2 separate regions of the Homo sapiens genome follow, and region 2 is linked to region 1. Evidence: chromatin loops called from intact Hi-C (ENCODE). Cell type or tissue: endothelial cell of umbilical vein. All regions are shown on one strand. Links, peaks and the distances in the headings refer to the core of each region. The heading gives the core; the rest is flanking DNA.

Region 1 (11,855 bases), core at 2,222-10,221:
CACATAGTAGAGAGGAAAGAGAGAAAGTGATAGAAAGGTTGAAATAGTTAAGAAAATAACATTAGAACAGATGCAAATGATAATAGAATAGACAGAAAATAACACTAAAATGAATAGGGAAGAAAACACTAACATTTTGAAGCATTATGAAAAAAAATAAAGCAAGACTCAAAAAGAGAAAGAATATCTGAAATTTCAAAATGCTTATATAAACAAAATAAGGGACCACACAGGAGACATTTCTAGAAGCATGTTGTGAAGATAAGCCCTGCAAATACCCAGAACTGGAAACCTATCTGTCTAAATGTCATGCTTTAGTTAGATGCTTGATAAATTGTCCTCAAATAATAACACTCTAACATTCCTCAAGTGGGGTTTGGCTGGGAAAAGAAAGATACACAAATGCAAATGAGAGATGGGTGCTTTTTCGTGGCTCTTGAACAGCTCAGGATTTCAAACCAGGTAAGGGCTGAATTCTAAATGGGATGTCCTAACCCTCTCATTTTTCATGTTCCTGGAGAAATTGGACTTTTTTTTTTGCTAATTCCAGCTCTCTAGAATAACAGTTTGAGTTGTTTTGATTTTTTTCCTTTTTTTCTCCAAAACTTAGAGAAAAAAATGAAACAATCACAAGAAATTTGACTTTATAAAGGCAAACGACAAATAAATGGACCATAAGCCTGAGAGAATGAGACTTTCTTGAGTATTCACAGTTCCAATTCCACAACATTTAGTTAACATTGTGCTAGTGCCAGGTCACGTGCTGGCTCTGGGGATCCAAAGTCAAAGAAGACATGAGAGATGCCTTCTAGAAACTCATATTTATTAGGGGAGACAGTTGAGCAGTTGACTTATGAAAATACAGGCCTCTCCATGTCTAGTAAACTTACTCCACTGATTGAAGGAATAAAAGAGGCAAAGAGAACAAATGAACAGTAACAGGAGAGTTCAGCTATTGTAAGTTTAAGGAAGACACAAGGAAGAATAAGAGTCAATTGGGCAGCAAATTGTAGGAGCCGCAGAGGACAGCCCCCTTGCATGCTCTAAGTGATACAAAGAGGAAGCTATACCAGAGGATCAATTCTCAATTTTCTGCAGCCCTGCATAGAGAATATGAGTGAAGGTGAAAGGGAACAGAAGTACCTTGGTGCCAGCGAGTACATTTAATTATATTTGAGCTAGATTTTTGTGCAGACTTGGAAGACAGGCTTGTTGGTCAGTGTGAATCAAGTACCAAGAAAAAATAAAAGACAAGGAATTTTAGGCAAGCAAATTTTAGAGGTGGCCAAGGGGCAAATGATTCAATTACACCCATTCATTCAGCAAATATTTACTGAGCATTTAAGTAAATAGGAGACCCTGTTCTGGGACAGTAAGACTTGAGCCTTGACCTCAAGCAACTCACTTTCTCAGACAAAGATGTAAATAATTGATCGTGATACAATGCAAACAAAATGTTTTAATAGAGGTATTTATAAACAGGCAGGGGAAGGAAGGAAAAATCAGCAGCACTTTGTGCCTCACAGAATGTGGGAGTGAGAGAGATGGAGAGGGGATGTCAAGAGAACTATGAGTGTCCATTAATAAATATAACTAGTATTAATTAGTGTGCTAATTAATGAAATCAACACTAGACACGCAGCTACCTAAACGTTCAACTCACTACACCTCCACCTTAAGTCGTACATTTTGGAGAAACTAAACAGAAATTCAACAACTACATTATTATCACAATGAAAAAAAATGACTTAATTTCCCTAGGGTAAAGAAATGATGAGTCTGAACAGAAAAACATGTACATCAGAGGGTGGGGTAGGTTGTGTAAGGGACAATTTAAAATCGCCAAGTTCTAAAATAGCATAGGAAGTTCAAAATAATACATGGATTGTAATTTTCTTCTGAAAAGCAGACTATTTAGCAACTAATGGTTGGTAGCATGGGCCATTAGAAACAGAATATTATCTGTGGATAACTTAAGATATTGTAAATGCCCAAAGTGAGGAGGTTGAGGGAGAACCCAAATAAGCTAGACGTATAGACCATTATTTCTAGTGAAGAAAATTTGAGAAAGGTACACAAACAAAGGTAAGAGGGCAGCTAAAAATGTACTTTATTTAATAGCCAGGAAACTTTTGGGATGCCATGCAACTTCTATTATACAACTGCTAATAAACTTAGGCAAAGGACAAAAATAGTTTCAGTATTTTCATGTATGCGACAGTGATCCAGGAATCTGTAGTGACCAGAAACAGAATTCTGCAATGGGAAACCTAATGAGCTTTGTGATCATCTGAGTCTTCATCTAAAGCTGAAAGACTATTCAAGCTTTGTGTCTGATGGACTCCTGAAACTCACCACATTGAGAACTGACACCATCTTTCCCTAAACATCTCCTTCTGCGTTCTGAATGTTGGTAAATGGCCCACCACTTTGTTTGAGCTCAAATTGTGAGATTCTTCCTTCAAAGGTTCAGATTTCTCCCTTCCCTGTGGCAGCACATTTAAACAGGTATAACGCATCAGAGACATGCCTCATGACCTGCCTCCATTCATTTTCCTCCTCAGTCCTGCCTTCCCTACCCCTTGTTCATTGAGGTCCTCCTATTACATATGGGCAACTCTTGAAGTCTCCTACCTGGTGTTTCTTCTTCTAAGATCAATTCCAGTTCAGCCAGCATACATATCATTACTCATATATGATTATGATATGAGTGTGCCCTATTGCTCAAGAGTAAAGCTCTTCAGTCTCGTCTCAGCCCATGTCTCCAGCCTCACTTCCAGCTAGCTTCCAATTTCTTGCAAATTCTACGTATTGCATCCTTGGGGATCCTTAATCAACGCCACCAGTGTGCTTTCTCTTCTTTTTCCCTGGCAAATTCTTACCCATCCTTCAAAACTCAGCTGAAATGTCACACCCTCTGTGAAGATTTTTCCCAGCAATCCGAACAGAACTCTTTGCTTTCCTCTATGCTTTGCCAATACATACACATTGTGATTCTTGCCCTGATCTCATTATACCTCATATTACATTTACAAGTCCTCCTTAAGCAAACTTGGCTAGATCAATGTCTCTGACCTTAAAACATTCTAACCAAAGAAGAACCATGGCAACAGTGGTATCTAGGCTGATGCTGTACACCATCCTTTAGCAGGTCCATCCATTTCTGCTTCTAGCACTGGACCTAATGCTAACAAGAATCATCAGTTTCATTTGCTCCTAAAACTTTTTTGTACCAGTTATATTTGCTACTGAGCTCATTCAATTTAATTAATATTCTATAAGATAAAATATAGGTATAAAAGTGTTATTTCTATGAAAGCTATGTTGAATGCTTTGAAAAGACTTGATAAAGTCAAGTTGCTAAAAAAAAATTACTGTTAAGTTACATTTTGGCAAGACCAACTATAAAAGATTGAGAACATAAAAATCTAGAAGGACTCTGCTCTAAGACTGTTTCACAAATGTCTAAGTTCTCATTCCACTTCAAAGAAATGGAAACTGGAAGTAACACACAACGCAGTGTAGGTGAGTGTGGTTTACACAAGGGAGAAAACAGGGAACTTCAATCAAAGGAACGAGATTCAAATACATAGGCTTTACCCTGTATCACAATACTGGTGAATACATGTATTTACATTTTAAATGAAATTAAAATGCTTAAGGCATTTTGAAAAGGATTCCCTAGTTAGGATGGTGATTATCAAAAAAAGAAAGTAAGTGCTGGCAAGGCTGTGGAGAAACTGGAACCCTTGTGTGCTGCTGTTTGGAATGCAAAATGGTACAGTCTCACGGAAAATAGCATAGAATTTCCTCAAAAAATTAAAAACAGAACTATCGTATGATCAAGCAATCCCACTACTGGATATTTATCCAAAAGAACTGAAATTAAGATCTTGAAGAGATATGTACTCCCATGTTCACTACAGCATTAGTTACAATAGCCAGGAGGTAGAAGCAACCTAAGTGTTCATCAACATGTGAATGAGAGAAAATGTGGTGTATAACACACACACACACACACACACACACACACACACGAATATTATTTAGCCTTAAAAAAGAAGGAAATCTTGTTATATGCTAAAGCCAGTCACAGAGGGACAAATACTGCACGATGCCACTTCCATGAGGCACCTAGAGCAGTCAAACCCATACAGACAGACAGTAGAATGGTGGTTGCCAGGGGCTGTGGGTAGAAGGAAGTGGAGAGTTGTTGTTCTATGGATATAGAGTTTCAGTCGTGTAAGATGAAAGAGTTCTAGAGATCTGCTGTATAACAATGTGTATACAGTTAACAATACTATCCTATATACTTAGAAATTTGTTAAGAGGGTAAATTCCCATGTTATATGGTTTTTACTGCAGTAATTTTTTTAGGTGCCTTTAGACAAGATCATCTGTTAGGTTCCTTACAAACTTCATAAACTTTAATTATCACCATAAATACTTAATGATGGTACTTAAGAAAATATCCATTAGATTGAATTTGTGGACAGCCGTGCTATACAGGCACACAAGGCATTGTTCCTGTCAATCTGAAATGACAACCAAGCAGGTAATGTCAGCTCCACAGGAGCAAGGGTTCATGCTGTCTTTTTCGCTGATGTATCTCAATTGCTTAGAAGTGCCTGGAAAGGTACTTAAGAAAATGTTTCCTGGATTAAACTTGTGGACAACTTTGTTAAGTCCAGATACATATATATTGTTTTAAGTTATTAAAACAGTGTGTAACACAGAGCTATCAAGATGATTCTCAGACTCAAGAAGTCTGCTGATTTAAAAAATTGTTCTCGGTTCTATCCGAATTCCTTTGTACCTTGATTTAATTCCCATTCTCAAAATACCTGTTTCTCAAGTGCTGTTAACACTGAGCAGAATTTGGTATCCAGAGAAACAATAAAAACCACAAATCACCAATGCAACTTTCCAAGTATTTCCTCTGAAGAGCCTCAAAAATGTTCTTTATCTATGGGCTATTCCAAAAGAAAATTATATTCGAAACTAAGCTTTAGAATACAAACCATTTCCATTCCATAGTGTCTAAGGGGGAACATACGCCTCTAAAGGCAGTCACATTATTTTATTTCCTTCTTTTGATTATGCCTTGAAAATCTCCAGGCCAAGGACTCTGGCACCTCCTTGTCTACTGTCATCAGTGGAGCTCTCTGGCCTGGACGCACAAGATTATGATACAATGGCCAGGGGGACAATGGATGCTGGATGACTATATATAGGAATTCTGGACTCCGTTGTCATGGAGGCAAACGGAAAAACAAACGCCTAATCCTGAAAATAAGGTTGAGGCCAAACTTGAAGGAAACACACACTGAAAACTTCCTGTCATTCTGATGAGTAAAAACAAAACCTTGAAATATGATCAGGGAATAGATTGAGAAAACAAAACAAAACAAAATATTAGCCTGCAAAATGATACAAACATGGCAAAAAATGGGCAAGCTTTCTCTTTTTTGAGATCTAGTTTCCCATCATACTTACATTCACTGAAAAGGTTTCTCAAAGACCTTATTTTGTGTGAAGCCTCATGTTTTTTCTTTATATTTTTGAGGAATCCAGGCAGGTCTGACCTGAGGCCAAGGAGGATTCCTGGACTTTTCAATTCACTAGATCGTATACTTGGGAACATATTCATTTGTCTTTCTATATTTTTTGTCAATGACATCACCATTCATTCACCCAGTCAATGAAATCAGAATAAATCCTTGATTCATTTCTCTCTTTCATTCCACACATTCAATGAGTCAAAAGCTCTGTTGGTTCAGCCTCCTGAGAAACTCTATCTCTGTGATCCACTCACTAGCCCACTGCCATGGCTTTTGTTCAGGCCCTCGTGGTTGCTGTGTGAACTTCTACTGCAACATGTTCCTAACTGGCATTCCATTTTCCAGTTTCTTCTCCCCCTATGATTCCTTTCTTTTCTAAAATGCAAATGTGATCATGACACTCACTTTCTTACAGAAAAAAGCCCAAACTCTGAACCATGGGGCTCACACTCTCCTTCATCTTTCCAGGCCGATCCTCACTCCCTTGCCCACACTGTTTCCATGCTGTGCTTAATGCCAGTCACATACAAGGCTTCTAATATTCACTTTTTATGCCTTTTCCCCCTGCATTGTTGTATATTCTTGCAATATCCTTCTTATACTTTTCAGTCTGACAAACTCTTACTCATCTTTCAAAACTGAACTCAGTCCAAATCTGCCATCACCACGAAGATTTTCCTTGACCCTTCTAGATACACATATTAAATTCCCCCCTTAGACTCCCCTACTACTACATATCATGCTGTATTAAGGTTAATTTATTTTACCCCTACCAGACTATGATCTCTTTGAAATTAGGCCATCCATCCATCTATCCATTCATGTATCCATGTGTGCATCCATCCATCTATCTATAATTGTTTTAAGTCGATGTACCCCAGAACTTAGTCCAGTGGCTGGCCTAAAGCAAGTGCTCAACAAACATGCTACAAACATCCAAAAAAAAAAAGAGTACAAACTGAAAATACTGTTCTGGAAAACCCAGATTTAAAAAGAAAATGCAACTGACCAAATGCTACTCTCTCTTTGGATACTGAGGTTTAAGAGTCTTCCCACTGAAACACTGAACCATGTTTGCTGAAATAAGCCTGGGTCTTTTTTAATTACACGGACAATGGCTTCTGAACATTTAAGAACTTGAATGCAATGTAATTCAGAATCCATGGCTGTCTCAAGAAACCAAAGGCATTAATTTCTAGTCTTGCCCCTAAATCAGCTATAAGCCAAAACTCAAAACACATGCTATCAGCACATCTGGAAGCCACTTGAGATTATTCAGTATGCAGCTCTCTATCCCTCATTTTTTTCACCCATCAGTAGGCATCGATGTTTGTGAGATGCTCAGGTGTAATGGGTACCATGTATTTAAATACATCATAGCTTTTTGATAAACAATCAACACCTGAGACCATACAAATAGAGCCCTTTGCAATCTGTGAGAAGGTATTCATGGATTACCTTCAGGTGTTTAGAACTATATTTTCACTGTATACACTGTTTTACCTATTTTCCTCCATTAGAAATGCACTCATCCCAGATATGTAGCATACAGACTATCCATTTTGCCTAAAGACTTGTAGTGGCTCAGAAAAGCAGATATGGGTTTATGTTGCCCAGGTAACCAATGAAGAAACAGAAGCATAACTTGGGGATCCTGAATGCCCAGTCCCAAAAATGTGTGTGTTTGTTTTTTCTGCCACTGTAGCTATTCCTTCTTCATTAAATGATATTTGTAATTCAAAGTGTGTGTTCTTAAAAACCCTCCTTGAAACAGGCAGGAAACTTGTAGGGAAATGAATGTGTGGTGAAGGATCCTTTTTCTAATGTTTTTTGGAGGAAACTCTGGGTGGCATCTGCCATTGTTAATTGAGAAGCTCTCACAATACCGAATGCATAATTCACCTGTGACTCTTTTGAATTGTGTGATGAGGAAGTAAGGTTTCCTGCTGTTCGTTTAGATCATATAGATGTCTTTACCACACTGAAAAAATCCAACAAAAAGTGTTGAGCACAAAAGCCTCTTTATATAAATGACTTGGCCTCAACCGTAGAGAGCTTGTGAGCAACCTCAGATGGTATTTAGAGCTCACAGGCCGTGGGCAAGGCCACAGTGCTTCCTCCTCAAGACCTGACTGGAGGGAAGATGCCTACTGACTTCAAGGAGTTGGTCACAATTGATGGCTTGCTATGAACAGTGCTGTGAGAGCCCGGAGGGAACAACTGTGGAGATTTCTTAAAAGATTCGATAATCAAGAGGAAAGAGCACATCTGGGTATAAGCATATATATATTTAGATACACGTAGAGCTCTAAGTGATGCTACACGGAAATCAGGTGAGAAAGGCTATGGTTGATCAAGAACAAGAATGAGCAGCCACATTTCAAAGCACAGAGCTCTTCTAAAATTGTCCCCGAGCGGGAGTCTCTGAGCCAACAAACCCAGTGGGTTTCTTAACCCTTTTTTTCTTTTATTTTCACCTATTTCCATGCAGTGTAAGAAAATCCTCGCTCTAGGTTAAGCTATATTTTTAATCACCGTTAAAGCAGTAGGTTGTTCCCTTAGGATAGCTCCTCCACCCACTCCAAACTCACCCCACAGAAATGCTGCCCAGTGATGCTGGATTCAGGTGTAGGGTATTAAATTTCCAAGAAGCTGGAGGGATCAGGTAGTGAGATCCAGGTTCACCTTTCACTGTCTTAGCCAGCTCTGTCTAGCATCTGTGTCAGATGTTTTTTGTAAAGTCTCTTGTTGCCCTTCACCATGACCTTATGAGAATTATTACTTCCCATTATATAGATGGCAAAACCCAGCAACAACTGGAAAACAGACAACTTTTCAGCTCCCAGAGTATGTTGAGGAGCCTCCTTCTAGGTCTGCAGCAACTTTTAACCCAACACACCTCTGTGTCCTCATTTGTCAAGTGGAGAAGATAACATTGGCAACTTCATAGGGTGCTCTGGAGATTATATAAGACCAATGTGTGAAGTCCAGTGACTGGCACATAGTGAGTGCTTCCAAGGGCCTCAGTTCCACAGCAATGAAGTCTGCATTATATCAATTCTGCACCAAGTAAGTGTTTATGGAGTGTGTTCTATGGATGGAAGCATTTGGACTCCTTTACTGGACTGCAGAATCAAGTGGAACAGGGATCTCTGACACAGCTGTAAAATATGTAGTATTCATCCCAGCTCTAGGCACATAGTAGCTGCTTGGAGGCTACTTTTTGACTGACCAGTTCTGGCACAGCCAAATGCACTGCTACTTATGGCAGCAACTTGTCCAGTGATTTTGTAGGGGGAGATGGCTGAGTGGGGAGGGGATTGATTGTGGGACTTGGATTCAGCTCAAAGGCAGGGCTCAACCTGAGTAATACCACAGACAGAATGATTCACTCCTATTTTGTTAGTTAACAATGCACATGGAATGGTCACAAATCAACTTGCTTCAAAAAGTCATCTCAGGGCAAATTCAATTCCCAAACTGGACAGGCTTTCCTGGCAATGATTCTGGGGTCTATTTCCTTTTCAATATTCTTCAAGATTACCTGCAGCTTTGAGCAAGGTTCTTGGCATCCAATTGATAGGCTTGGCCTCAATCATTCCTGTCATCAATGATGCCCTCCCCAACCACCTTACCTGACACTCCAACTCCCATCCTTTCTACCCTTCACCATGGCTTTCTTTCTCTTGATAGCACTTCTTGCCACGTCATCTACAGTGGATGTATTGGTTGACTGTCTGGTTCTCCCTGCTACCCACGAGGAATGTTATCGCGAATTTCTTAGTGTGCATGGATGTTTGGATTTTATTTCATGATTGATAAGGGCATCTCAGCTTCCTTAGGAACTTCTGGCACAGCTAAGTATGGGTTACTCTTTAGGGGTGTTTGCTTACTACTCATTTTGAGAAATCTTAGGCTCTGTGCTGAGAGGTGCTTTCTTCCCACTATAGATCTACAAAATAATTTGAAGAGAAAATAAGTGGAGAAAGGGATTCCAGGAAGAAGGAATAGCAAGGGCTAAAGTGTGAGATAGTAGGACCCTTTTAAAGACAGGGTATTCAGTGTAGCTACAGTGCAAGGGAAGAAGTGGTGAGGAATGATCCCAGTGAGAAATGCAGGGCCCAATGAACAGCTTTCCATGCTAAGCTCAGAATTTATTCTGAAGGCAACGTAGACAGCCACGGAAGGGCTTTAAGCAGGGAGCAGGTGAGATAGTGGCCTCCCAGTTTTACCTTTACTGTGTCTGTAAATTGTACCCACAGTCCTGACCTCTCAGATGGGAAAGGAGGCTTGGTAGAAATGCATTCCCACTGTGAGAAAAACCAACTGGCAGCACATTCCCTAGTGATGATGGAATATCATCAGCACCCCACGATTCCACATTTTGTTTTGTTAAGTAGAAAACACCATCTTTTCTTCTCGGGATTTTACTAGCAGGTTAGAATTGTTCATCTGAACTGTTCATCTAACTGTTTCTATTGAACTCAGTACATTCACATCTCAAATGGACTATGGCTCTACCTATGGGAAGGAAAGAAAGGAACTTAGTAGGCTACCTTCTCTGCTCCCTACCAACCCTTCATGTGCAAAAATTAATAATAATGTAGAACAGGTGACCAAGTGCTTTATCCATGTGCTGCAAACCACAGTGTGTAATCATCAGCCACCCTTTGCTCTATTTCCTGAATACACACTCTCAGCAACATCCAAAATATTTCTAGATCTGCATTTTACTCTTAGTTTTAACATCCATTTGTCAACTCAGACGCTTAATACATATTTCTTAGATTCATTTAGACAACACTGTGATCAAAATATTATTTTGCAAAGTGATGCAATATTCTTCTGGATGTCTTAGCTTTTTATAAATGGTTGGATTACTCATGATATATATTATATGTACTATACAGGCATATGCTTTATTGCACTACAAAATATTACATTTTTTCCAAGTTGAAGGTTTAACTTGAATAAGTCTATTGACACCATTTTTCCAGCAACAGGTACTCATTTCCTGTGTCCGTGTCATGCAATATTCTGTAATATTTCAAATGTTATTATAATTTCTGTTACGGTGATGTGTGATCTTTGATGTTAATATTTTAACTGTTTTGTGGTGTCATGAACCATGCCTATGTAAGATGCAAACTTAATCAATAAATGTGTGTGTTCTGACTGCTCTACCGACCAGCCATTTCCCCCATCTGCTTCCCTCTCCTTGGACCTCCCTATTCCCTGAGCCACGACAATATTGAAATTAGGCCAATGACTAACCCTAGTAGAATGGCCTCTAAGTGTTCAAGTGAAAGAAAAAGTCACACGTCTCTCGCCTTAAATCAAAAGCTAGGAATGATTAAGCTTAGTGAGGAAGGCATGCTGAAAGCTGAGACACGATGAAAACCAGGCCTCTTGTGCCAAACAGTTAGTCAAGTTGTGAATGCAAAGGAAAAGTTCTTGAGGAAAATTAAAAGTGCTACTCCAGTGAACACATGAATAATAAGAAAACAAAACATCCTTATTGCTGATTATGGAGAAAGTTGTAGTAGCCTGGATAGAAGATCAAATCAGCCACGACATTCTCTTAAGCCAAAGCCTAATCCAAAGCAAGGCCCTCATTATCTTCAATTCTATGAAGGCTAAGAGAGGTGACAGAGCTGGAGAAGAAATGTCTGAAGCTAGCAGAGGTTGGTTTATAAGGTTTCAGAAAAGAAGCTGTCTTCAAAGCAGAAAAGTGCAAGGTGAAGCAGCAAGTGCTGACGTAGAAGCTGCAGCAGATTATCCAGAAGATATAGCTAAGAGAAGGGATGAAGCTGGCTCCACTAAGCAACAGATTTTCAATGTAGGCCCCACAGACTTTTATTGGAAGAAGATTCCATCTAGGACTTTCACAGCTAAGGGGAAGTTAATAACTGGCTTCAAAGCTCCGAAGGACAGGCTGACACTCTTGGTACAGACTAATGCAGCTGGTGACTTTATGTTGACAGCAGTGCTTTTCCCATTCAAAAAATCCTTTAAAATTATGCTAATTGTACTCTGTGCTCTATAAATGGAACAACAAAGCCTGGATGATAGCACATCTGTTTACAGCATGGTTTACTAAATATTTGAAGCTCACTGTTGGGACTTACAACTCAGATAAAAAAGATTCCTTTCAAAATGTTACTACTCATTGGCAATGAACTTCATCACCCTAGAGCTCTGATGAAGATATACAAGGAGATTAATGTTGTTTTCATGCCTGCTAACACAATATCCACTCTGTAGCCCATGGATCAAGGAGTAATTTCCATTTCA
Region 2 (11,855 bases), core at 1,856-9,855, 69 kb after region 1:
AAACCATTGTTTCTGTACCATTCTCCATCATGGCAAACTCTTCCTCCAAATAACTCCCTTTCCTGGACACCTATGACTCTCTCCACCCTGACCTCCTCCCCCAGCACCACCAATTTGTATTCATCCCTCAATCTCAACTTACAGGAGGGTTTCTCAAACTCGGGGTGCTATTCCCATTTGAAGCCTGATAATTATTGTGAGAGGCTGTCCTGGGCATTGTAGGATATTTAGCAGTATCCCTGACATCCCCACTAGATGCTGGTAGCATCTTCCCTCATCCCCAGTAGTGACAACCAACAGTGCTTCAACTGTCTCTCTGGAGACACTACCAAATGACCCCCCCTCCACCTCCAGAAGGGTTAGCACAAAATCATACCCAATTGAGTACCACTTTCTCTAGAAGGCCTTTCCTGGCACCTCAAGGCTGGGGTAGACCCTTCCTAGGGACCCCTGAATCTCCCAAACATTTTCACACAGCACCATCCACTTAGTTGTCTCTTTCCCCACAGCGCATTGTGAGTTTCTTGAAAGCAGGGACTGTGTTCTGTTCTGTTCAAACCCATCTCCAGGCAGAGTCCAGAACCCATACATTGTTCTTCCTCTATTTGGAGTTCTTCCTCCAAATGTTATTATAAGACTTAGTTTAATAACAAAGTTTCAAGAGAGGACTCCATGCACATTAAATATAAACTGATGATAACATGCATCCCTTTTGAGAAATGTATAAATGTGGGGAAAAGTGCAACTTAGCACTGACGAAATAAGGAATTACACATTTGCTAATGCTGAGGAACTGCAAGGCTGTATGTTTGTAGGGGGAGGGAGAGGGCTGGTGGAGAAGCTGAGGATCAGAATTAGAGCACGGCTTTAGCCTCAGTCCCATATGGCCATGAGCTAGGGACTGGCTTGTGGCTGGAGGCGAATCCATGGATCAGCAGGGCCCTGCTGCTGGCCTCTTTCCCTCTCTATTCTCCTTCCCTAATCTCAATGCCATCCTTGTCTTAAGACTGTCTAGCAGATCTGGCATTTTCAAACTTAAGGATACTTCTACCTTTGTCTTCCTTTTCTCATATCCTTGTGCATATTATATTACTGTGCTCCTTATTCTGTCCCTGCCTCTGGCAATGAACTTCAGACAAAGAGGAGTGCCCTTACAAAACATAATTTTTACTCATAAAACATTACTACATTCCAGAAGACTGGTGTATTTAGGGGATGAGAAGCATCACAACTGAAAAGAACTGGTCTCCAAATAGTTTATTTCCATGGAATTACTAAAAAAAAAAAGTAAGTCTTCAAAGATCGACATATTAAAGTAGAATGAGGTCACTGATGGCAAAAGTTCAACAGTGTAGACAAAGTTATCTTGTCACCAAAGCTAAGAACCCCAGGCATCTAGTTCTTTTTCCTGCATACCAAAACCTGTACTAAGGGAATTCTTAGGGGAAGTGTTCTTTCATGTTTATAGTTAAGTGAAAAAATAAGTTGCAAAACATAATACATAATCTGTTTCTACTCAAATACTGATAATAATAATATGATGCAAATATATAAATATAGAAAAATGACCAGAAGCCATATACCCTAAACTTTTACTGGTGAAGTTTTCTCTGAAAGGGAGGTTGAAAAGAAGTTTTACTTTTTCTGAATTCCAACTTCTATAATGTTTGTGTGATTTTTATTAGTATGTGGGTTTCACAAGTTGGAATTTTTGTCTGTTTGTTTAAATGTTTTCAGAGAAATCAGAAAACAAATTAAATAGTTTCTCTCAAAAAATCCCCAGGTTCATGAATGGTTGGCCAACAAGTCAGCCCACATTTTAGGGAATGTGTGGGTGTGTGATCACTTTGGTGTTTAAATACTTAATATGAATCCACAAAATAATGTTGGCACGTGAAGAAAAGAGGCACAGCCAAGACTGACCACAGAACATTAACTGCCTATTAGCAAGTGGACCAAATGTCAATGCCTTGTGATCTGTCTTCATAAACTTCAGACAGGAGCAGGTGTATCCTATACAAGAGACAGCAAGGTTTAGCAGAAACACATATTTGAACAAAATATTTCATCAATCAGTCGACCTCACTGATCTAATGTTCAATTTCGTTCTAGGAGGCCCTAAGGAGGACACAGGTTCTGTCCTCAGGGGATTATATACTTTACCTTCTATCCCCCAAACACAAATAAACATCTTAAATGTCACTCCAGGAAATATTAGAAGCAATATAACCCATTACCTTCTGGAGCTATATGGACTACTAGCCATGACCACCTCATCCTGCAACCGAGATTAGGTGGGAAATCTGAGACGCCATGAGGTTGAGTCTGGCTTAGAAGTGTCCTGTCATTGCTAAGGTCCACTCTACCTCACATCTAGACTGGTGAAGAGGGAATCATTGATCTGAAGCTCTCTGCCCTCATTTTTTAAAAAAATCATTTTCGATTGAGCCAAAAACAAATATTTATTGACCAGCTGCCACATGCCAGCACCATCCACTAACTAAACATTTGAGTGCCTACTACGTAGCTAGTATGGTTCTAGACGTGAGAGAAAAACAAAAACAATGAGGGGGACAGAAGGCTGGTATAAGGCATGTTCTTTCTCATGGAAGTTAAAAATATAGTTGGGATGAGACTAACATTAAAAAAATCAGACAATGAAGAATTCCAAACACTCTATAATAAGGCATAGATTGTTATGGTACAGTTTCCAAGTAAAGAGATGGAGAGGGCAGTTATGATTAGACCATTGGGAAAGAAAAGGACATGATTTAAGGCTAGAAAGGGCGGGTTAGATAATGAATGTTCTTGTTTTTTTTGCATTGCATTTCTTCTCATAAGTAAATAAAACCAGGATGTAGAGGGGAGGTGAACATCATAACCAGACTGAATGGTTTGTCTATGAATAATTCCATGAACATATGTAAGAAAGAAGAACCCAATACATATTCCCACCCCCAAAAAGATGGCATTACAGGAGTTCCAAGTTTTTGTTTCCATGAATGTTCTTGAAAGCTAGCAATCAGCACAGGTCACTAGAACTAACATAGGTTTTAGCAAAGAAAGACAACAGGACCTCCAACTTCCTGACCTGTATAATGGGACTAAAAAATATCCATTTCATAGGGATTAAATAACGTAAGATCTATCCAGTTTCAAATGTCAGAGCCTTCCCTCCCTCCCTTCATTCGGACAGAAACAGGGATCTCTTATCATCCTTAATCAGGGCAATGTGATATAACGAAAGCTGTGCCCTATCAAGATTATTTTGCTAGCATCATGAGGGACTCCTAGAGGTGAAGAGGATGGTGGGAAACAGGCTGCTAAGCAGCTGCTGAGATGGTCCAGGGAAGAGATAAAGGAAGCCTGGGCCAGACGACGCACTGGGGATGAAGAGGAGGGGTCAAGCCTACATGATATTTAGAAGGGAGCACGGGCAGAAGCTAATGCTTGGTGCACTCTGTCTAATAACCAGGTCACCACTTTCTGACCCATCCAGAGTTAACTAATGAGCTGTGGTCTAAGCTCAATTTTTTCTAACATATGTCAAGAACAGTCTACTCTTTGGTAATAAATGGAAAATGATACTTTTAACTGAATTTTAAAAGAACAGTGCCAATAAAGGTATGGAATATTATCCAAGAAGCAACAGACCTTAGGTTGGAATAGTTTAAACAAAGGGTACTCAGAAGCAGTGCATCAACCTATGCTAATGGTATTCCCATAAATTTCCTATTTAACTAGAGAGCAAGGAAATTACCTAGACCAGCAGCGTCAGATTAAAAAATCATGCCAGCCATGTATGTAATTTTAAATTTTCTAGCAGCTAGAAACAAGTGTAGTTAACTTCAATAACACAGTCCACATAGCCTAATATATCCAAAAATATTATCTTAATATTTTTATATTTATCAATAGAAAACTTACAATATTTATCAATATAAAACTTACTAATGAGATATTTCATCCTTTTTTTCTAATAAGCTTCAAAATTCAGTTTATTTTAGACTTACAGCACCATATCCATTTGGATCAGGCACTGTTTCAAGGGCTGTTTCACTGTTTCAAGTGCTCAACAGCCACCTGTGGCTCAGGGCTACCACACTGGACAGCACAGACCTAGAAAACCTTGAAGGATTCCTTTGAACAAAGTACTTATTTAAGAGTTTTCATTGGTACTCACCTTGAGGTAGTTACCTAATGCAGCTGAACATCTGGAGTGAGAGATTTAAAAAGCTAATCTAATCACATCTGTTGTCATGCTTACAACCCTGTAATACCTTTACATTTTCCTTAAGATAAAGACTAAAGAGTTAGAGATCCCTCCCGCATAAAAATGAAAAGTCTGTTATATCGTGTTATGGAAGACTGAACTAATATCTTTATATCTTCTCTCTGTAATAGAGATACAAAGTTCTTTCTTAAAGCAGCATGTCTCTACTACCTACACTGTCAAACTGATCATTTACAGAATGCACCAACCCCAGAGCTGAGCCAGCTCAAAAAAACCTTCAGCCAACAAGGGTTGTTTTGAACCTCGGCCTAGCAGCACCCAGTATGGCAGTGAGGAGCATGGGCTTGCAGCCCACCTACCGGTTTAAATCCAGTCTTTATCAATTAACAATGGTCAGATCTTGCTTGGCAAGTTGTATAACCTCTCTCTGCTTCCATTTCCTCACTGTAGAAAGTGTAAAGATGGTACTATTTCATAGGATTATAACAAGGATTAAATGAGGAAATACTAAAAGTCAGTTTGCACATAGTCTGTTGCCAGTAATTCCTAGCCATATATTTTCATGGACTTCTCTAGTCCTCCAGAAATGTCAGGATCACATTTCTCAATAATCTCAAAGAGGTTTGTAGGCAGCACTTCACAATGCATAGAGCGCAACTGACCTGCGTTCACATCCCAGTTTTTTGACACCTACCACGTAGTACAAGTGTGCAAGTTACTTAACCTGTCTAAAGCCTCTGTTTTCTCATATGCTAAATAGAAATAACAATAAAATTACATCCACTGCACAACAATATAGTGAGGATTAAATGAGACAACAGAAATAGCAGGGAATCTGACTCTTAGAAAATATAGTTCCTGCCGTCTCCTGAGTACTGTTAGCATTACCCCTTTCCCTCTCCATCAGAGCCTGTTGCTTTCGACATATTAGTTTGGGGATGAGTTAGGAGATATCGCTTCGAGTGCGGTTAAGACAAATGGAAACAATTATGATAGTACTGTTTACAAGTTCCATGGGCATTTGTTATATTACCAAATATTTACCATGTCCTTTATCATCACTAAAATCCATCCTGCAAAAGCCATAGCAAGCCATCTCAGCAACTGACTCCAAGGACTACTCTATGAAAAGGATGGTGATTTCCTTCCATGATGATACATTCTCACAAGGTTAGAGGATGTCCCCTGAATATCCCCAACTTCCTTTAAAAGACTACAAAGCATTTGTCATTTGTGGGTGAGTCATCCATGGTGTACTGGAAAGGGCTGGTCAGAAGACAAGGTTTGGGTCTCTGTCCTGGCAATCAACCAGCTATGATTTTGGGGAAGTTGCTTGACCTCTGTGGGTCTCAGAGAGCACATCTGCTTCTTGGCATCGTGTTGTGAAGAACACATTTATATAATGTATACTGAAAGCCATGGTCTGATTTCTAAAGAGCTCTGCAAATCAATGTAAGGCAAGGATTTGTCTAAAGTTGACGTCCACACTTTTATGTTTTGGTAGTATATTTCAGGAATTTGCTCTGAGATATAGAAGGGGGCTCTTGTTTTATGTCACCTGTGTCATCTTCCCCCTAGTTCCAAAGTCAGTAACTGGAGATCCAGACCTCTGACTGTGAGAGCAGGAATGGGATGAGGCAAAGGCGAGAAGCCTGGGGCCAGGGTGACTCACAGCTGTGGAATCCATTAAGGGTGAAAGGCTCTCTGCATTCCTCCTCCATGTCAAGTCTCTGGGTTAGCAAGGTACAGATGACGGAGGAAACAGGCCTATTTCTTTGCAGACTAAATATTATTCATCTATGCATAACATGTGTGTGTGTGTGTGTGTGTGCGTGTGTGTGTGCATGTGTGTGTGTGTGAGTATATGCCTCCAAATATGAAGGCGAAGATCTAAGCAAATTATTCTTCTGTTAAACTATATAAAACCAGAAACTGACTTGATGCAGTTGTCTTCTTTTCCACTGCCTTGGAGTTTGGCAAATTGAACCCCACAAATCCTTAGATACGGTAAAAATTTTCAATAAAAAATGTTAAGTGAGAAGAACTCTTAGATGAGCCATGGAAATTCTCCAACACTGTGAGACCCTGAGATTGTGGTGTTATTGAGTGGGGCATGGGGATGTGCAGGTTGTGTGACAAGTTTGATGATGCCTAAAAATATTTTTAATGGTAAAAACCTAAAGCAAATAAAGCCTGCATGATATGCTTACGTATATAGCTACCTAATCTTCTGAGTTGCACTTTCGTTAAATGGATGCCAGGATTATTATAGAACAAAAGGAAAGGACCTCAGAGGGAACATTCCAAATACCTTGTACTTGGATTTTCTCACAGCTGTAGTTATTAAAACTCTATTAAACCAGCTGCTAATAATTTTCAAATGGTCCATTAGTTCTACCAATGACCTTGGGCCACCACCAATTTTAGACCTAGTCTTCATGTCTTAATCAACAGCCTCAAATGGAATCCCCTGCTCTTTCAATAGAGAAATACATTTAAAAGAAAGATTGTTGATTGCATAGGTTATTTGTCATTAGGGAATTTGTATAATATGGAATTTAACCTAAGAACCCCAATCCTCCTGAAAGGAAAATGGTTCTTCTGAGATTTCTCTCTCTAAAGCAAGGTGAAAGCTAAACATTATTATTATTATTTTCCTTGTTTAACAGAATAGAATGCATGGATGGGTCTCTCAGGACTCTTGGGAAAAAACTCTCTTGAATATGCTTGATCAACAATGGGAACCCATCCAGAGGGGGGAACAAAAAGCCAGGAAAACATACTCTAAGCTACTTCAGATAAATATCAAGAAACGTCACCTTTTCTATAATCAAGGGTGTGGAGAGGGGAAGAACTTGCAAAAGTGATTTCACGTTCAGATGTGATTTATTAATGGTACTAATGATAATTCAAAGAGAAATCAACACCATGAAAACAAGAATGCCAAGACTAAAAGGAATGTCCTTTTCTTAGGCTTGGAACCAAAAATATTTTTCTCTCTCGTGACCATCTTAACTTCAAAAGCAGAAGCAAGGAATGTCAATCCGTATGGAGCTCCTCTGGCCACTTACTATGTTTCCATTCTTTCCACAGAGAAGGGGAGAGGCAGCCTATTGTATGTCTCCGCCAACAAGATGAGAAAAAAAAATCACTTGTTTTTAAACTTTCAGAGGACACAGATAACTCAGGGGGAAAACAAAGAAAACGCAGACATGAATAAAAATTATTTTGGAATTAAATATTAGATTTTAAAAATCAAGAAAGTCTAAGAATTCAAGACATGTTCAGAATTCCTAATGGCAAAAAGCATGAGCTTCAAGGTTTGTGTACCAGGGAAATGCATTTTTCTTTTTTGTCTCTTGTTGTTATTTATTCAGTACTTTTGTTCCAGGAAGAACTCTTCTTCATTACTGTAAATATACCAAACAATCTCCCATTTCCTAGAAATCAATCATCTCCTTTTTCAGCCGGTGTATTTTCTGTTCCACCTCTGACTTTTTTACTAAATTAGCTAAAAATCTCCTTGATTTCCTGTACTAGCCATACGATTTTTCCAAAAAAGAAAAAGACTATCTTATTCTTTACTCAACCAGAAAGGTACAAAGAAAACCATCAGATTTTAAGGATGCCATTTAGTCTTCAAGAATAAAAGTGAGAAAGTTGCTTGGGTCATCTCTTTGTTCACTATTGCTGGCAAGATTCCAGGCAAGAGTATGTGGTAATCTCATGATAATTGAACAACATAGTCTACTATGCACTCCCTACGATGCAATATTGTTTCATGTCACAGCATGATGCGAGTGACATGAGCCTTAGAGCAGAGGACAAAGGCAGGGAATGACCTCCAAAATTCCATATCAGAGCATATGCCCTCTGACCCTAGGTACATTTGGCTAACCTGAGACATTTACCCATATTACGAAGGTAAGCCTAAGTGCATCATCATTGTTGAGTGGGGACAAGCTTCAAATGTTTCTCACTACAAATGGAGTTGAGCCTAACTACATCATCCAAGTGTAAAACCATGTTTGTGGACACAGAGAAAGAACTGCAGGTGTGTGGATATGATATTTGATTAAGTGGCTTCAAGTGCTAGATTTTTGTATGCCCAAAAAGGACTCCAGAAGGAAATGAAGGAATTCTCCCGACAATGTTTAATTAACTCCAAACCAAGAGACCAGAAGATCACCAGTGTTCCCGGAAGGGGCACTGCATGTGTTGCCGGGTTGACTGAAATTCTTGAGGTCCACACACACAAATGATTGTGGAACATAGGCTGACAACAGAATTGAAGAGTGAGGCCATACACAGCTCAGTCAAGGCCACGAAATTCTCACATATAGTTTTTATTGCCAAAAGAGCTAAATGCCACCACTAGATTTTACAAACTTTTAGGCAGAATATATACAATGATGTATGCCTAGTCTAAGAATCCTGTGGGTATGTTAACTGGATGGCAGCCGGAAAGTAAGGTGGAGTCAAGCTCTACACTAGAGCATAAAACAAAGAAATGGTCACACCTATTAGTTGGCCTGGATATGTGTAAGTATCAATGCCACTGTAGCTTCTTAAGGCAGTTACCCTGCACTCTAATCACCTGGGTAAGCCAATATGTCTGAAAGAATGGATAACAAGAAAGATATCCAAATAGCTTTATTTGGGGGAGTTGATCGTCAGCAAATAAAGATAGTACATAAGCCAAATAAAATGCATTAAAACGCACCACTTCTAGTGGTGGTGGTAATGTGTTAGACCTGTTGACAACTGGAGATGTAAATACTAGATTATGAGCCTCTGAAAGGCAGGGTCTAGGTCTTTCATTTCTGTAGAGCCAACATTTAGCACAAAGCCTGGGAAGCAGTCAAATGCTCAGTAAGTATTTAAATGAATGAACAAATGAATGAAAAAGAGTAAAAAACAAGTAAGCCCACGGTCCAGCATTCAGTAACAGGAAAACAGGCTGTTTCTTTTCAACTAACCAAGGAAAGTGTGAGCGGGGAAAGGCTGTGTAAACACCAATGGCAGCCACAAATCAAAGAGCAGAGCAGGGGGAATCACAGTCTGACAAAGAGAGTTCTCCAGCCCTGTTCCCTTTTAACCAGACTCCCCCGTACCTATACCACATCCCATCACGGCATTACTTTCAAATCCACAAGACAGCAGCAGTGACAGTAACACCCTGAGCTCGTTAACGATCACAACCCTCTGAGCTACCCGAGCACAGCGAAGGAGAGACAGGAAAGTTTTACAAGATAAATGGGGAGGTAGCATTTCTGAGGCCTCCCTTTTAAAAGGGGTGGGGAGGAAGGGTGTGTACATAGGGAGTGGACATACTTACTGACTTCCACCTAGGTGCCCCATTAGGCCAATATTTTGCAAAACCAGGTGTGTGCAATTTGCTTATTAAAGTTCTCACCCTGGGGCAACTGACAAGACTCATCAGTCCTGGGAGATGTGTGCTATGACCCCAAGGCAAGTTAAAGCATATCCAGAATATTTTAAGCTAGAAAGAGAATCTTTCTGTTAAAGTGAAAGGGGATCATTCTGCTGAAACAACTAAGAGGAAAAGGAATTAAAAGTAGTTTGTTCCCAGTTTTGTGTAGAAATTGTACCATTATCTTCCAAAAACAAAGGCTCAAGGTTAGATTGAGGTTCCAGAAGGAACATGGGAAAGGTTTGTAATTGATGATTCTATAAATGGTGGCACTTCAAAAGGAAATATTCCAGCAGAGGATAAAAGCTCCAAGGTGGCCCACCTTGCCTACTTCCTCAAGAGGTCCAAGAGTCAACACTTTTGAACACCAGGATCTTAGAAATCTAGGTTAACTCTCTCTCATTATTAGCTAATACGGTGGGAAGAGTGACAGATGTGGAGTAGCCAATGGCAACAGACCACAGTGGCACTGCATATACGGAGCTATCTGATACTGAAGACGCCAAAAAAGAGCCCCAGTTATGTTTTCCAAACTGGCCAAGATGGGCAAATGGATGCAACTGAATTGGAAATGACAGTAGCTTTTTCTATGCTGTTATCAATAGCATTCATCTCAAATTAGACGTTAACAGACTGCTCTACCAGTGAAACATAGCTTCCTCCCTGCCAAACACTAACCCTATTCAGGGCAAAGTATTGTCAGTTCGTACATAAAAAGATAACCATGACAGAGCTCTGGTGGTAGATCTAAATCCACATTTGGCCGGGCGCGGTGGCTCACGCCTGTAATCCCAGCACTTTGGGAGGCCGAGGTGGGCGGATCACGAGGTCAGGAGATCGAGACCATCCTGGCTAACACGGTGAAACCCTGTCTCTACTAAAAATACAAAAAATTAGCCGGGCGCGGTGGCGGGCGCCTGTAGTCCCAGCTACTGGGGAGGCTGAGGCGGGAGAACGGCGTGAACCCGGGAGGCGGAGCTTGCAGTGAGCCGAGATCGCGCCACTGCACTCCAGCCTGAGCGACAGAGGGAGACTCCGTCTCAAAAAAAAAAAAAAAAAATCCACATTTACAGAACAGCTATCATGTACCTAGCACTGGGCTAGACAACCACGAATTCATGGCATGCTTTAGACTGCCAGGCACATTTATCTCCCACATTCATCTTCACAACAGCTTGTCTTTGGAAGTAGAAAGGGTTCCAAAATTACACTTGTGAGGGTCGTGTTACGAGAAAATTTATTATCAGTCTTTCTTTCTAAATGTACTACATAAACTATGTAACGATAACCCAAAAAGTCCTTTTTAATCACAGTTTCATCATTCTATTTGAAATCTAGAGATTCTAGTATGTTGCAACGCAATCATGACCCCTGTGAATTCAACAATAAACAGTTCATTTGTCTCATTAAAGTAAAGGAGAGAAAGGAAAGAAATAGATGTATATACAATGTGGGTTTAGCTTTCAAGATCCAGAGGGTGTTTGTGCTACTAAACAACTTCGTTACCTTGAGCAAGTCCCTTAAATATTCTTGGATTCGACTTCTCTGGCTATAAGATAACATTAAAAAAATAACCTCAAAGGTTCCTTCTAGTTTTATTGTAATAAGTAGGAAACCTGTCAGGAAGTATCTTGGAATACTGATGGTCAGGGAACCAAGGTTCCAGTTGGGCTCTGTATTATCCTGGGCAAATTATGACCTTTGTGAAACTGTTTTTATACTTCCATTTACGGAGGGAGAGGATTTAGTAGATGGCCTAGGAGGATGTAGGCAAGGAAAAGCCAGCTGTGGATAACATGTAAGAACAACATGTTAGAAGGTGGTGGTGAAACAGATGAATGACTCCTCAGCCTTATCAGGGTTAGACAATACCAACAATGCAGAAAGACAGCTCTTCATGATAGGTTATAAAACTTATGGTGAAAACCTTATCATTCGTTCAAACTGCTACTCAACAACTTAGTTACCCTGGATAAATCACCTGGACAAGCTATTCTGAATGAGATTCTCTGCCCTTGACTAAATATTCTCTTTTTTGTTTGAAAACATTTGGAAATAGGATGTCTTCATGAACACCAAGGGAGAAAGTGTTTTGGTAAAGAGTAAGGCTGTAATTTTAAGTCACATAATTGTAAGGGACAGCAAGTATAGGGAAGTGCCACCGCCTGTCATTTACCCTCTCCCGCC

Evidence for each region. A loop is a pair of places that touch in the nucleus more often than their neighbours do. Peaks named below come from ENCODE experiments on the same cell type or tissue, not always from the same donor. Only the 100,000 strongest peaks of a DNase experiment are listed, where the experiment ranks them.
Region 2: it touches region 1 in a loop (6-fold over the local background); 2 of 110 quality-filtered maps call a loop at or near these places.

What each region holds. Positions count from the first base shown.
Region 1 is chr9:106,956,191-106,968,045 of GRCh38, reverse strand. The region is part of intron 7 of ZNF462 (zinc finger protein 462); the gene reads right to left. Among named protein-coding and RNA genes, the nearest start is that of ZNF462, 99 kb to the right of the region's middle. In endothelial cell of umbilical vein, for the core only: no CTCF peak of the experiment used is centred there; a DNase peak (open chromatin) is centred at 5,235; H3K27ac peaks cover 2,226 bases.
Region 2 is chr9:106,886,915-106,898,769 of GRCh38, reverse strand. All of the region lies in intron 1 of ZNF462 (zinc finger protein 462), which reads right to left. Among named protein-coding and RNA genes, the nearest start is that of ZNF462, 30 kb to the right of the region's middle. RefSeq lists an enhancer at 5,745-6,244. In endothelial cell of umbilical vein, for the core only: no CTCF peak of the experiment used is centred there; DNase peaks (open chromatin) are centred at 5,479 and 5,909; H3K27ac peaks cover 1,768 bases.